Linked DNA regions of Homo sapiens: region 2 is linked to region 1. A link is a loop called in an ENCODE intact Hi-C map of the cell type or tissue named here. Cell type or tissue: Calu3. All regions are shown on one strand.

What was found. Hi-C counts contacts between places; a loop is a spot of excess contacts. Peaks named below come from ENCODE experiments on the same cell type or tissue, not always from the same donor. Only the 100,000 strongest peaks of a DNase experiment are listed, where the experiment ranks them.
Region 2: a loop joins it to region 1, with 4 times the contacts of the local background. A loop is called at or near these places in 15 of 110 quality-filtered maps.

Annotation. Positions count from the first base shown.
Region 1 is chr4:47,682,081-47,690,080 of GRCh38, forward strand. CORIN (corin, serine peptidase) reads right to left here. Exons shown (of 22, transcript NM_006587.4): 7 at 1,651-1,758. Among named protein-coding and RNA genes, the nearest start is that of MIR8053, 33 kb to the left of the region's middle. In Calu3, a CTCF peak has its summit at 4,372 (motif pointing right); a DNase peak (open chromatin) is centred at 4,411.
Region 2 is chr4:48,090,779-48,098,778 of GRCh38, forward strand. It overlaps TXK (TXK tyrosine kinase), which reads right to left. Exons shown (of 15, transcript NM_003328.3): 7 at 4,365-4,444; 8 at 3,299-3,426. Among named protein-coding and RNA genes, the nearest start is that of TXK, 39 kb to the right of the region's middle. RefSeq lists an enhancer at 2,998-4,197. In Calu3, no CTCF peak of the experiment used is centred here; a DNase peak (open chromatin) is centred at 3,293.

The DNA of each region.
Region 1 (8,000 bases):
TGATCTCATGGAAATAGAGAGTAGAACAGTGGTTACTAGAGGCCAGAAGGGTATGGAGGAGGAGGGACAAAGAGAGATTGCTGCCAGGTGCGGTGGCTCATGCCTGTAATCCCAGCACTTTGGGAGGCCGAGGCAGGCAAATCATGAGCTCAGGAGTTAGAGACCAGCCTGACCAACATGAAGAAACCCCATCTCTACTAAAAATACAAAAATTAGCTGAGCGTGGTGGCACACACCTGTAGTCCCAAGTACTCAGGAGGCTGAGGCAGGAGAATCACTTGAGCCCGGGAGGCGGAGATTGCAGTGAGCCGGGATAGCGCCACTGCACTCCAGCCTGGGTGATGGAGCAAGACTCCATCTCAAAAAAAAAAAAAAAAAAAAAAGAGAGAGAGAGACAGAGATTGTTTAACTGATACAAAATTACAGCTAGATAGGAGGAACAAGTTGTAGGTTTTTATAGCACTGGATGGTGACTATAGTTAATGATAATTTATTGCATATTTTCAAATAACTAAATGAGAAGATTCTGAATGTTCCTAATACAAAGAAATGATAAATGTTTGAGGTGATGGATACACTAATTACCCTGATTTGATCATTACATATTGTATACATGTATTAAAATATCATGCTGTATTCAATAAATATGTACAACTATTATTAGTCAAAATAAAATAAAAATAAACTATTATCAGAAAAAAGCAATAACCCACCTCTATCTAGTCACACAGGAATGGTTTGTACACATACATTTTAAAATATTTTTACAGATACAGCAAGTGGCAGCTAGACAGCGCTCCTAGAAACCACCAGGTTTCCCAGCATGGGGTTATTCCTAACATTCATGATTCCAATGCCTTCCTCTGACCATACCGCTGATCCTTCCCAAACATTCATTTTGATGTTATCTAATGCAGGACATTGTCTGATATCATTTGTCCAGGGTGTATCCTCATCCCAGTTTGCCCTTTTGTTCATGTTGCAAAGTTCCTACGTCACTCAATAATATGCTACCTAAAAATTCTGAAGCTAGTCACAAAGCCAAAAAAGTAAATGAGCAAGAGGAATTTTGCTGATTTTAATTCATGAGATGGCATTCAGAATTGGACATGACTCTTTAAAAAGTGGGGTTATTCTTTAAAAGATAAGATCACCATGTGTACACAAAACAAATGCATCATCCTAACCCTGGGTGTAGCTGCTGAACAGGTGGTCCCTGTACTATTTGAGGATTAAATAAAGGAGGGGACTTCAGTCACATGTACCAAGGGAATCAGGCACAGACAATATATCTGCCCTCAAAGTTTGCTCAAAAGCCCAAATCTAACGTAAGCCACTGGCTCTAACCAGAGGAGAAACAGAACACATTTGAGGAGAGGAAAAAAAACTATTAATGCATTAACAACCTTTACCAGTCTTCCCATCCCACTTCTTAAACATTTTCTTAATATGATTTTTTAGGTATTACATTTACACATAAGACATTACTGAGGACAGTGACTGAACAAACTTCCTCCTTCTAAAAAACAAGAAACCAATCATTTTGTAATTTAAACTGCTAATCATATTAACACATAATGAACTGTAAGTTTTTGGTTATAAATTTCTATGATTTTAAATTAAAACCTTTGGGGAAACAATGCTACTTACCACAGTTTTGCTCATCACTCAAATCCCCACAGTCATCATATCCATCACACACAAGGCTGTAATTAAGGCACTTGCCTGTGTGACAGTGAAACAGATTCTCGCTGCAGTCTGCAAATAAAAGAAGCCACCAGTGTGTCATCAGAGCCATACAGAATGCTATTGTAGTACGATATTTAACAAAAGCCAATCATGGAAGGGACACCCTAATGGTAACCTGGTCCACACCTATTGTTTTATAGGTGAGAAGGTGGCACACAGAGATACAACGACCTGTTCAAGGCCACTTGAACAGTGGCTCCCAAGCCAAGTGATTTTATCACTTTCTGATGTGTTTCTCTGACTTCTATTTTATGTCACCTGAACGATCCTTGATTGTTAAAGATGAGAAAAGACATTCTCAGTTCACCATCATTCCTAATGAAGTTCTTGTTCATGCAGAATAGACTTTAGTAACTCTTATGTTTTCTTTAGAGTTGAAGTCTAGGTTTGTCAGTAGAAAGCATAAACATAACAAATAAAATAAGTCATTTAGATTATGGAGTTATTATTTCCTTTCACATAAACATTACTGCTTAAGTCAATTGAGTGTTTCATAATGCAATCCTCAAATAAGCAAGTACTGTCCAAAGACTATGGTGGCAAGATGAGAAGTGCTATGTAATCTCAGGATGCTTATAGTTTAATGTTGAAATAAACAACATCCAGGGCAAATGGTTTCCTGATTTTAATAGGAAAATAAAGTCTTGTCCTTGGGTAAACCAGAACTCCTATCCTGGTTCTGCCATCTACTAGCTGTGGGACTTTTAGTGTGTTATTGTTAGTTCAAGTCTAGGAGTCTGTGAACTGATGTATGAAATTGGGACAAAATCAGCCACTTAATAGGGTTTGAAAGAAGAGTTTAATGAAATAGTGTGTGTAAGGCAATTCAATGGAAAGAGAATGTTCTTTTCAACAAACGGTATTGGGACAATACTAGAATAATATTTGCAAATTATATGTATGATAAAGAAATTTGGATATCCAGAGTCTCTATAGAACTCTTACATTCAATAATCAGACGAAAAAGAATTCAATTATAAATGGTCAAAAGACTTGAATAGAAAGTCTTCATGAAAGACATAAAAACACATGAAAAGGTGCTCAACGTTATTAGTCATTAAGCAAAGGCAGCGGGAGGTGAGAGGGCAGGACAAAACAAAAGAAAAAAAAATAAGCTAAGGCAAATTAAAACCACAAGAAGATATAACTACACATCCCTTAAAATGGCTACAATGGAAAAGATGGATAATAGCAAGTATTGGCAAGGATTTTGAGAAAATGAATCTCATGGATCTCTGGTGAGACTAAAATAATAATGCCACCTTGGAAAACTGGCAGTTTCTTATGAAGGTAACTGCAACCTTACCATACAATTAATTTGTGAATTCCACTCTTAGGAATCTACCCAAGATAAATTAAACATATATCCACATGAAGATTTATATATAGATGTTCACAGCAGCATTATTCATAAGCCAAACACTGGAAAAAAATCCAACTACTCACTAACTGGAATGGACAAACAAAACGTAATACTCATGCAGTGAAATACTACTCGGTGATTAAAAGGATGAAACTACCAATATATGTGACAGTATGGATGAACCCCAAAAAGTTACGCTGTGTGAAAGAAATCAGATACAAAAATTACATATTATATGACTCGTTTATGGAATTCCCAGAAAAAACAAATTTATAGAAACAGAAATCTGAGAAGTAGTTACAGTAGCTGAGGGATTAGAATTGGTGACTGACTACAAATGTGTGGGAGATAAATTTTGGGGGAGATGCAAACATTCTAGAACTGTATTGTGCGGTTAGTCGCATAACTCTATAAGTTTACTAAAAATCAATAGATGAAATTTATAGGATGTAAATTATACCTCAATAAAGCTGTAAAAATGTTTAAAATCAATATATGTAAAGAAATCTGCATTTTACAGAAACTAGATTTCTTAAGTATATTTTTATTTCCCTTATTTAAAGTAAATTAAGTGCAAAACAGTTTGCTTAAGGCTGGAGAAGGAATACAGAAAATAGGCGGAATTTCAATAGGGTGGATGTAATGAAAAGTTTAGCATATTTCAAGCAGATGAAATAGCAAGAACAAAGGAAAGAGGCAAAAAAATAGGGCACGTTTGAAGATCAGTCTACTTGGCTGATGAAGGCCAGAAATCAAGCAGTCAGTGGTTCAATCTCCTGAATTCCAGCTGATTGTTTCTCCTCAAGCAGAAGCCTGTATCTCATACAAGTAGCAGCCACCACTTTACTGTAAACATCCCATACTAGATGACGATTCGTTATCCAAAGCCTTTGGCATTGATCAGTTAAAACATTAGGCTTGCCAAAATATGACACTTACATATACATGAATCATAAATTACTGTTTCAAAAAAGCACTCTTCTAAAAAAAAAACAACTTAAAGTTTTTAGAATCACATCATTTTAGGAATGGAATGGGCCTTAGAAATCACCTGTTCAGTGTCTTCATTAGGAAGGTGTGTATGTGCACAGACACACACACGCATATATACACGTAAGTCCATACTTATAAGCATACAGAACTTTGTAAGTACTTTTTATTTTTCACTTCCCCCAGCCTGAATAATTTTCAAATAAGGACAGCCACCATAAGGGAAAATATAAGAACTAAGAAGTCCTAGCGATCACCTTGACAACGGTATTTTATCCCACTCAGCAGAGGGCGCTATTTCCCCACCCTGCACCCCCACTGCTGAATGAGGCTACAACACATGTGACAGCTGAGTGGAAAGGTTATGACACTGGTTCTTCTGCCCACAGGGTAGATCTGGGGAATTCGTGCATCAAGATATATACACTACCTTGTGAAATTCTAAAAGATCTTTTTGATGTTTTTTTGTCTTAATCTAAATTACTCTTGTGGGAAGTTTTGAGTCAACATGCTAGAATCAGCAATAGCCCGGGAAATAAGGCTTCTCAACTTGACGATCAGTGCAAAGTATACGCATGCATTCGCCCAGAGGATGGGGGACAGTGTTTCAGCACAATTTAAACCCTAGGAGTTAATTTCTTTGTAAGCACTACACTCACTTTTTTTGACAGTAGGACTACTAGGGAATCAAATACCCCTTTCAGAATCTGATTAACCTAAGAACACACCAAAAATTTCCAAAAGTTTATTTGTCTTCTATGAGGCCCATTCTAGGACCCCTGGTAATTCATACTAAAACACTGCATTGGAGATATTTTAAAAATTGATGTCCTCATTTATTAAATTACTTTATAAATGGAGAGGATTCAGGCATTTTTTAAAAATCCTCATTGTTCTCCCAGGTGTGGATTCAACTTTCTACTATTATAACTTGCTTGGTTAGAAGCCATTTTTAGAAGTGAGATACAAAATGAGCTGCATTTGGAAAACAATCTGTTACTTCCCTAAGGTCTGTGTGATTAGTAAACACGCAAAACCTTAACCAGAGGCACTGCAAAGCCAGAAATACAAATGGCAAATGCAAATACAGTAGCAAATGGCAAAGATCACAGTGTCTCCTTTTACTGAAATAAATGTTTATTTGACCTGGAAAGAGATGTTGTCAGTGCAATTTGGGGCCAGCAAATCAAAATTTGAAAAAGCTGCTTGCTGTGATTTTCTTGCTCAATAACAAGCATAATTTTGCATGGCCTAAGGTAGATGTTTTTCTAGACACACCTTTTTTTTTCTTAAGGAGAGCTTGATACAAAATGTTTCTTCTGAAATTCTTGCATGTTAATATTGATTTCAGTTTGGCATCTCATACGCACACTATTAATTCTTGTCTCTCAAAATTATTGTTAAATTAGAGCAGAAAACTAACACACAGAAAGGCTTTTTCTCAAAGGCTTCTTTCAACTGTACAGTCTCTATGACTATAAACATGAATGTGTTGCCTCAACTCAAGATGCAAGTACGGATGCTCAGTTTCCACCCACAGAAGATTAAATATGGAAAGGACCAGAGGTTATTTCATCCAATCCTCTGATTCTGAAATGACCAGAGGAGTTAGACGGTCTGTCCACTGTTGCTCAGCTCATTTACAGCAGAACCATGAGAAGAACCAGGCTTCTTGACTCTCTGAGTTCTTTCTACTATTGGCTTCCAGCTCTAGAAAAGGGTTTCTCAACGGCAGTATCATTTGACATTTTGGACTGGGTAATTCTTTGTTGTTGGGGGCTGCCCTGTGCAGGGTAGTTTGTTTAGCAGCATCTCTGGCCTCTACCCACTAGATGCCAGTAGCACCTCCCTCCACTCTCACAGTTGTGACAATAAAAAAAAGTCTCCATGCATTGCAAAATGTCACCTAGAGAATTGAAAATCATGTTGCACAGTATACAAACATCACCTGAGTGCAAGGCCTAGCTTTAATCCCATCTTTTCCATCAGCTGTCTACGCAATCCAGCTTCTAGTAATCTTACTCTTTTTACTAGAAGGACTCCCTGCTGCTGCCTTTTTTTGTTTGCTTGTTTACCTCAATTTTTTTGACTTTGTGATATTGCTTGTGTTATACTGTTTTAAAATACCATATTTAGGCTGGGCACAGTGGTTCACGCCGGTAATCCTAGCACTTTGGGAAGCTGTGGCAGGCTGATCACTTTGAGCTCAGGAGTTTGAGACCAGCCTGGGCAACATGGCAAAACCTTGTTTCTACAAAAAATACAAAAATCAGGCCTGGCGTGGTGGCTCACGCCTGTAGTTCCAGTTACTCAGGAGGCTGAGCCTGGAGAATTGCTTGAGCTCGGGTAGTGGAGGCTGCAATGAGCTGAGATCACACCTCTGCACTCCAGCCTGGGTGACAGAGTGAGACTCCATCTCAAAAAAAAATTTTAAAAAACATATTTAATAGTTTCTATGTGTATACGTTAGTTCCCTGATTTGATTAAAAGACTCATAAAGAAAGAAACCATGGCTTAACAGTATCTTTCTATTTACTAGGTAGCTAAAACATGATTCATACATAGTAGGAATTAAAGAATATTCAATACTTTGATTGATTCAGTATAATCAGATTGCCACTATACAAAAAAGTAAAATTTGCAAACATTTAGTACTTCTTCCATAAGCATAGAGTTTTTTTATTTTTATAATTTTGATGAAACTATTTCTAGCATTTACTTGCAGCTACATCTTAGTAGAAAGATTATTATAGATACAGTCATTTTTGATGATTCAAACATCATTTGGAATATCAATTTTTATTTTGTGCTTTTTAGGCTGCCTCCATTCTAAAATAGCTTCACGTGGTGCTGCTTTTAAAATTGTTGTGCATATTTTGTGTTTCTCTCTTCCTTACATGTATCAGCTGACATTATCAGCTGTCCCCACGACTTCCAGTGGTCATTCTCTGCACCTAGTAACAAGAGGTGCTGGGTGGGAGTGGAGGAACAATAAGATAACAACAGTGACAACAACAGTCACGACCGCAAATCCTAGTGCTTTTTGAGACTTACTGCATGCAAGACATTGGTCTATATGCTTTATATTCAGTGAATCATTATTCTGAACAATTTGAGAGATATTCACTATTTATTGTTTCCATTGTACTACTGAAGAAACTGAGGCACAGAGAGGTTGAGTAACTTGCCTAAGTTATCAGAGGCAGGAAATGGTAAGATCGAAACCTAAGCAGCCTGACTCAAGAATTTATAGTAGTCATTACTACACCGTATTACACTCGGTGTAATTAGATAGCCACCATCCTCAAAAATAAGTCAACCAATTTTACCCAAAATTCACAGAAAATGATTTTCAAAAATATTTGATAGTGGTTTTTATGTGTCATAAAATGTGTGAACTTTGTGGCAGCTATTTCACTGTGAAAACGTTTTCCTTGAGTTTCTAATTTAAAATTAAGAAGTATTCATCTACTAAGCACTTGCTATGTCCTAGGCACTATTCTAGGAGCCAGTTATAGACTCAAAAGATTATAGAATCTTAACAACAAAAGAGACACCAAGCACCTTCTAGCCCGGTGCTTCCAAGTCTGGCCGTCCATTAGAATTACCTGGAGAGCGTTACAAAAGTACTGCTGCCTGGTCCCCACTGCAGACAAACTGAATCAAAATCTCTGCAGATGGGGCTTCCTGAGGAGGCCAGCATGCAGCCATCCATGATGATACTGAAAGCCAGGGTTACAGAAGTGGCCTGCCTAAAGCCACAGAGGTAGACATTTCTAAAATTTTCCTGGTTTTTGAAAATTTTTCTACTGCACCACTAAAATTGTTTCAGGTGTTTGGAAATCTTTTCATCCAACAAATACTTAAGAAGAGATTGACAAGACAAAACCAGTTAGGG
Region 2 (8,000 bases), 410 kb after region 1:
AAGTGCAAGGCAGACCGGATAACATATAATTACTTTAGAGTGGGTGCTCAGGGAAGGCCTTTCAGACAAGATGACAGCTACGCTGACGTTGATTGATGAAGAGCCTTCCAGGTAGATGGAACAGCATGTGTAAATGCTGGAAGACAGAAACGAGCTTGACCAGTGTAAGAACAAAAAGAAGCACATATTAAGTGCCTATTGTGTGCAAGGCACTCTTCTAGGTAGATTCCCAAAGATTCCAGCAGATTCCAAGATGAGTAAGATGAGGACTCTGCCCACAGGGAGCTCTATCTCAGTGAGAGAAGACAGGCAGAGAGAGGCCATTCTAATGTGAAAGGAATAAGTATTCTGCTGGAGATGCATATAGGGTGCCTTGGGATGTAGAAAAAGAGCACTTGACACATTGTTGGACTCGAAGAATTCTTTGGGAGGAAATGACTGAGATGAAACTAACACATGGAGTTAACCCATGGGGAGAAACTATGAAGGACTTTCTAAGCAGAGGTAACGCATGAGATGAAACTTAGAAATGTGAAGCATGATGGTGGGTACTTGAGCAAAACTCAGGAGGTAGAGCCAGACAAATTGCACTGCAGAGGTAAGCAGTATTCTGGGTATGATGGGACTCATAAGCCACGCTAGGAAGCATTACATTTTCCTGCAGGTGAGAGGAAGCTATTGAAAAGTCCCAAGTAGGAGGGCACAGTCAGATTTACATTTCTTTTTCTTTTCTTTTTTTTTTTTGAGATGGAGTTTCACTCTTGTTGCCCAGGCTGGAGTGCAATGGTGTGATCTTGGATCACTGCAACCTCCGCCTCTCAGGTTCAAGCGATTCTCCTGCCTCAGCCTCTCGAGTAGGTGAGATTACAGGCATGCGCCACCATGACTGGATAATTTTGTATTTTTAGTAGAGATGGGGTTTCACCATGTTGGCCAGGCTGGTCTTAAACTCCTGACCTCAGGTGATCCACCCACCTTGGCCTCCCAAAGTGTTGTAATTACAGGCATGAGCCACTGCACCCAGCCAGATTTACATTTCTGATAGATCACTCTGGTACTAGCAGAATGGATTAAGGGGAAATCAACATTGGAGGCAATAAGACCAGTTAAGAGGCTACTGCAGTTGTCCAAGTGAGCAATGATCAGGGCAGCACTAGAAGGTAGGGAGAGGCAGGGATCTATAGGAGACACATTTAGGATATGAAATCAATTGCATTTGATAATTAATCAGAAGTGAGCTATTAAGAAGCATCTATTTAATTCCTATGCTTCCAACCCCTACAAGGGGCTGGATGATGCTAGTATTATCTGAGAGAGAGAAAAGAAAGAGGACATTTGGAGGGAGAGTAATGGTGTAAGATGAAGCATCCTACTTCATCAGTGAAGTTCAGGGCCTGCGGGATTGCAAGTGCCTTTGTCTACCAGACAGAAGATTATGCAAAGGGAGATGCCTAAGGTGAGAAGAGTAGTGATCAGGGACGGATTCTGGAGGAAAACCAATATTTAAGGGAAGAATAGAAGTAGGGCACATTGGGAAGATCCATTAGGAACTATTGAGTTAGAGAAGGCCAAAAAGGGGTGGTGTCAAACATCGAAGGAGCAACAAGTGACACTGCCAAATGTAGCAGAGAGGACCTGAACACATGAGAACTAGAAAGCACCACTGTACTGTCAATATAGGGGCCACTGGTCAAATATGGAGTGTTGAAAGCAGAAGACAGATCATAGATGTTTAAAAAGTAAATGGAAAGTGAGAGAGTGGAGACAATGGATGTGGACACATTTTTCCAAAAGTGTGACTTACAAGAGCAATGTGTAAAGGGAGAAAGAGTTAGGGCAGCAGGAGGAGAGTTGTTTTTGTTTTTAGGATAAGAAAGTCTTAAGCATGTTTATAGGGTTAAAAGCTAAAGGGAGACAGTCAGAAGAATGGAAGAGATACAGGAGAGAAAGGAACAGTGGATGGCAGGTAAGGGCAAGAGCACAGGCATGCCCTCACTACTACTGGAGGGAATGAGGATGAGAGGGCATGGGGACAGAAGAGGAGACGGAGGTCGCTCATGCCTGGTGACTTCACTTTTCCTAGTGAGGTACACAGACAGGGGATTTGCTAATAAGGCAGTGGTTAATTTTGGTAAAGGAGTCTTGAGAATGGTAAAAGTTTGAACAGGGAACAGGAATGGATGCTCACCGTGACTCTAACACCTAGTTCAGGTTAAAGCCCTCATCTAACCTCATTTAACCTTATCACCAAAACCACTCTTTCTTTTTTCTTTGGAGGAAGGAGAAAGAGGAATATAAAGGAGAAAACTCAGAACTGACATCTTGACTCTATCTCTAGCTACAACTAAGACCTTTATTGCCCCACCCAGATATTTTACCCTCACTCCTTAACCAAAATTCCAGTGAATAGCCATGTGGATGCATCCCACAAGTGGATAAAAATGTCCTTTGATATATTCCTGATACTTAGAACCAGTGTAATGGAAAAGTGAGCTCTTTCCAAAAGGAATATTTGTCAACACTTTTCATGAGAGAAATCTAAAAAAGAAGTGCATGCATGACAAGCAGTCAAAATGACATGAAAAGTTACCGTGGATTCTGAATTCTGCAATGCTGAGATAAGAAGATTCCCCATGGGCTCAGAGTGGTTCAGCACAGGTTGGGCAAGGGCTGAAGGCCAGAGAGGTGATTTTAATTGTGGTGGAACTTTCTGGGATCCTACATCTTTCCACAGATGATAGGTTTGCACAAAGAGCAATTATTGCAAACAATGTCTGGGGAGATGGGTTAAATATGCCTCTGGTATAGTTAGGCTAAATTGTAACTGTGAAAGGCTGTGTTCTCTGTGACTTTTTATATTCTCCAAACAAGAAAGAACAGAGAGTGAGAGATATAAGGGTGATTTTCTATTACAATCGTCAAAAGTAGAGAGCAGATTTATGGGGGCAAAGGGAAAGAAGCATCATTATTTAGGGTATTTGAAATCTTATTACATTTAGCCCTATGTAAATTTCCAGAACAAATGCATAATGATTGATGACTATTTGCTTCTCTGTCATCTATCATTTTTCTAACCTGGTAGAAATATAAGAAATTGACCTACCTCTTGCCCCCAACCAACCAGAAAAATGAAGAGGCATCAATAAGAAAGATAATTGCTCAAAAGATAAGTTGTACTTCAAGCTTTTAAACTATTTCTATAGGGAGATTTGCTCCTGTTGAGTGCCTGATACCAAAGATGCATTGCCCATCAAGGGCATGGCTCCCTGACTCACCCAGCTGGAAGTTCCCCTCTTACCGGCTGCATTGTGCTGGTGATACCAGATTAACTCAGGGATTGATTGAAAGGCGTGTCTTTCAGCCACATACCACTGTCCTGAGTCATTCTTTTTTATCTGATAATGTTTTATGGCAGCCTCCGTACTTCTACAATCAAGAAAATGTGAATTACTAGAAATGTGAAAGATCAATTTGGATCTAAGCCAACTCATTAAACAACAGGACTCCAGTTCTAAAACTCATCCTAGCAACACTACACTGAGAAGTAGATTGGCTAAATTCAACAAGTGCCCCCCCATGCCAAGAAAATTCCTCAACTACATTATTGGGGCCTTAGATTCAAACATAACTTCAGCCAAAGTTGTCTGAGTGACAAGACCAGTGTTCAGAAAAGTAGATCTCATAATGAATACATGTAAGTACATATTGAATATCAAGTATTGGTTAAATGAATGAACACATGCACTGTAAGCAATTGGAGATGGGAGACAAGAAGGGAGGAAAAACCAATGCCAGGTGCATTAGTTAGTAGGTTACTACTATGGGCAATTGGGGCTCAATACTTGTAGGAACCTAGGAGAGACTGGGGAACACACCTCACAATTGTCCCACTGAAGTGCAAAGAAGCTGAGATATTTATCCACCAACTCCCATTCTCTTTAACCTAGCATTGCTCCTGGGATGTTACCTCTCAGGCACTTTCAGCTTAGCCACGGGGCGCACAAGTTCCCACAGCCAGAGAACATCCTCAGGCAGACAGACACAGGAAGCTTTCTGAGTGCAAGAGACTTTTCTGCAAGTGAATCCCAGAACAGACCAAGGGATATGAGGAAAGCGCCCAACAGCGTCTACTACAACTAATCTCCCCCTCTTTACTTTATGGTTGAGAAAAGGAAGACGGGAGAGGTTAAGAAACTTATGCAATGTCACACAGAGCATGCTAGGGATATATCACGGACTGGTTGGTTTTTCTAACTTCCAGGTCAACAATCTTTTCCCTAAGCTAAGCTCTCACTAACATTCTCTATGTGATGGAGACTGTGCCAGGGATTATTTCTATAGTAACCAAAATCACAAGTGCTTACCTTCTAGCTCCCATAAATACGGAAATTGTGTAGGATCCTAAATGTCTTGAATCTCTGACAATAAATGCACCTTCTTTAGACTGCAAAAAAAATCATTTATTGAATAAGTCTATTCCTTCTTAGAAAGACAAACCTACAACTCAGGGATGAAAATCAAAGCTATATTGACTTACCATAAATAAGTGACCTGCTATATTATTAATATGAAGAATTAGATTGTCTTTACAAGTACACAAAATCTTATCTCCCTTATAGATTTAGAAGTCACACCTATAAAATAAATTGTAATTGGGACATGCATTTATAATGTACTTTAGAATACTGTTACTGATTTTTCTAAGAAAAATTCTCTATTTGAAAACCTTGTACCCTACTGCTTATTTTTGTTATATTGACCAGAATAATAGATTAAAAATCACTGTAGAATAGGAAGAACACTAAGACAGACTGACCGGATTGTACTTTGGAAGAAGAGCAACAAGGTGACAGGGAGGAACACAGCTGGGCAAGCAGGGCGTGGGGAAGGACACCAGAGTTCATGGGAAGTAGAAAGAAAGAACAGATATGGGGGAGTCTGAAAAGAAAAGCAAAAGGAACCATATTAGTTGCAGTAGGGGTATGGGAAGATAAAAAGAAGTGGTAAAAGGGAGAACATGATAGTAAATCTGAAGTTATGTTATAAATTAGATTCCTATTAACATTCTTTGGGAGATGCCAATAAAGCTGTAAATTGCTTTCAAAGAATCTTGAATGTTGCATTGTTTAGATTCGTTTGTTTGATATTGTAAAATGATTTAGCTTTACTGAGTGTGCTTATGCTCATGAAGAGGGAAAATACATCTCAGAATCTTGTCAAACCCATAGAAGCTTACACTTATAAAGTGCTGGTATTATTTACATTGTGCTTGAGAATTGCAGAACCCAAATAGCATGGTCTGACCCTCAAGGTAAACGTACTACATTAAGTAGAGTCTTCTCCTTCTCATTCCAGATATTCACCCAGATATAAGCCTTATTCCCTGGTCAAATTGTTTTAACCAAAGAATCTCTTGCAGCCATTCGAAATAATAAAATCTAGCTTTTACTATATTCCTACAATGTACAAGGGTACTGTTACATACCACAGAGGACACAAGATGTAAAAGACAAAGATGAAAAAGTAAAGTTGAATGTATTGTGTATATGTATATAATACACACAAACAAGTATATATAATATGCATATAAAGTTGCATATGTAGTGATAGCTTTATAGAAACAAAGTAGAAAGGGTACAAGCAAGATTTCCTGACTACAAAGCAATAAAACCAGAAATTAATAGCAAACTGAAAACTAAAAAAGCTCCTATCACCTAAAGATTTTTAAATTTTCTTTCTCTTTCTTTCTTTTATTTTTTTGAGATGGAGTCTCGCTTCGTCACCCAGGCTAGAGTGCAATGGCATGATCTCGGCTCACTGCAACCTCCACCTCCCAGGTTCAAGCCGTTCTCCTTTTCTCCTGCCTCAGCCTCCCCAGTAGCTGGAATTACAGGCACATGCCACCATGCCTGGCTAATTTTTGTATTTTTTGTGGAGACAAGGTTTCACCGTGTTGGCCATGCTGGTCTCGAAATCCTGACCTCAAGTGATATGCCCACCTCAGCCTCCCAAAATGCTGGGATTACAGGCGTGAGCCACCATGCCCGGCCTTTTAAATTCTCTTTCATATAGCTCAAAGAAATTCAAATAAAAGCGAAGAATATCTAGAAAGTAATAAGGAAACATCACATATTAGCACCTCTGCTATGCAGTTCAAGCAGTACTCAGAAAAATAAATTTATAGTCTTATTACTTATATCAACAAGCAATAGCAATAAAAATAAGCATATTCAACTCAAGAAATTAGGATTAAAAACTATAAAATAAGCCCAAATCAAGTAGAAGAAATAAATTAATAAAGACAAAACATAAAATAATAAATTATTAAAGTAAGAATATAATATGACTAGTAAATTCAAAATCTGGTTGCTTAGGGAAAAATAATAGATAAACTGCTAATTAACCTAATCACTAAATAATGGTGAAAATCAATCAAAAATAATAAGTCACAAGGAGAAAATTATCAAGGATCCAGTAAAAATTAAGGAATTTACTTGATTCTATACAATAAATTTGGAAACTCGAATGAAATGGATAATAAACTAGTAAGACATAAAATTTATCAAAATTGAATGCAGAAGAGTTAGGAATCTTAATGGACCTGTTGAGTAGAAAAATTGATTGGGTTTTTAAAAAGCTACCACTTTTTTTTTTTTTTTGAGACGGAGTCCCACTCTGTCGCCAGGCTGGAGTGCGGTGGCGCCATCTCGGCTCACTGCAAGCTCCACCTCCAGGATTCAAGCGATTCTCTTGCCTCAGCCTCCTGAGTAAATTCAAACTCCTGAGTAACTCCTGACTACAGGCGCCTGCCACCATGCCCAGCTAATTTTTGTATTTTTAGTAGAGGCAGGGTTTCATCATGTTGGCCAGGATGGTCTCGATCTCTTGACCTTGAGATCTGCCCGCCTCAGCCTACCAAAGTGCTGGGATTACAGGCGTGAGCCACTGCACCCAGCCAAAAGCTACCACATTTTTTTTTTTTTTTTTGAGACGGGGTCTCGCGCTGTTGCCCGGGCTGGAGTGCAGTGGCGCCATCTCGGCTCACTGCAAGCTCTGCCTCCTGGGTTCACGCCATTCTCCTGCCTCAGCCTCCCGAGTAGCTGGGACTACAGGCGCCCGTCACCACGCCCAGCTAATTTTTTGTATTTTTAGTAGAGACGGGGTTTCACCGTGTTAGCCAGGATGGTCTCGATCTCCTCACCTTGCGATCCGCCCGCCTCGGCCTCCCAAAGTGCTGGGATTACAGGCATGAGCCACCACGCCCGGCCAAAAGCTCCCACATTTAAACAGTACTATAGTCACACATTACAATGTACCGAACCTTAAAGAAAAAAATGGTATAGAGATGAAACTATGCCACAGCACATGACATGAAAAGAAGAAAAACTTTTCAGTTTGTATGTAAAAAATGAGCTTAATATCAATAATCAACAGCACCGCCAGAACTGTGCACAAAAGAGAAAACTACTGACCAGTCTTATCAATGTAAAAATTCTAAATAAAATGTTAAGAAATAAATCCCATGGCACAAACGAATGATATACCATGACCAAGAAGAATTGCATGATGAATGTAAGAATAATTCAGTATTTGGGATTTTATTAACATAATTTATCATATTATTAGGTTTGTGCAAAAGTAATTGTGTTTTTTTCTATTAAAACCACAGTTACTTTTGCACCAACATATATAGCAGCGCTAAGGAGAAAAACCACACGAACATCCCTAGAGATGTTGAAAAGCCATTTGACAAATTTCAACTTCTAGTATCAATTTTTAAAAATTCTCAATAAAATAGGAATGCGTGTGTACTTCCTTAACACAATAGCACTTACTCACTTTAGTCTCAAATCCAGCATCGTGCTATATGTGGAAATCATTCCAAATAAAATCTGAAAAAGGGCCGGACGCAGTGGCTCATGCCTGTAATCCCAGCACTTTGGGAGACCGAGGCAGGCAGATCACTTGAGGCCAGGAGTTCGAGACCAACCTGGCCAACA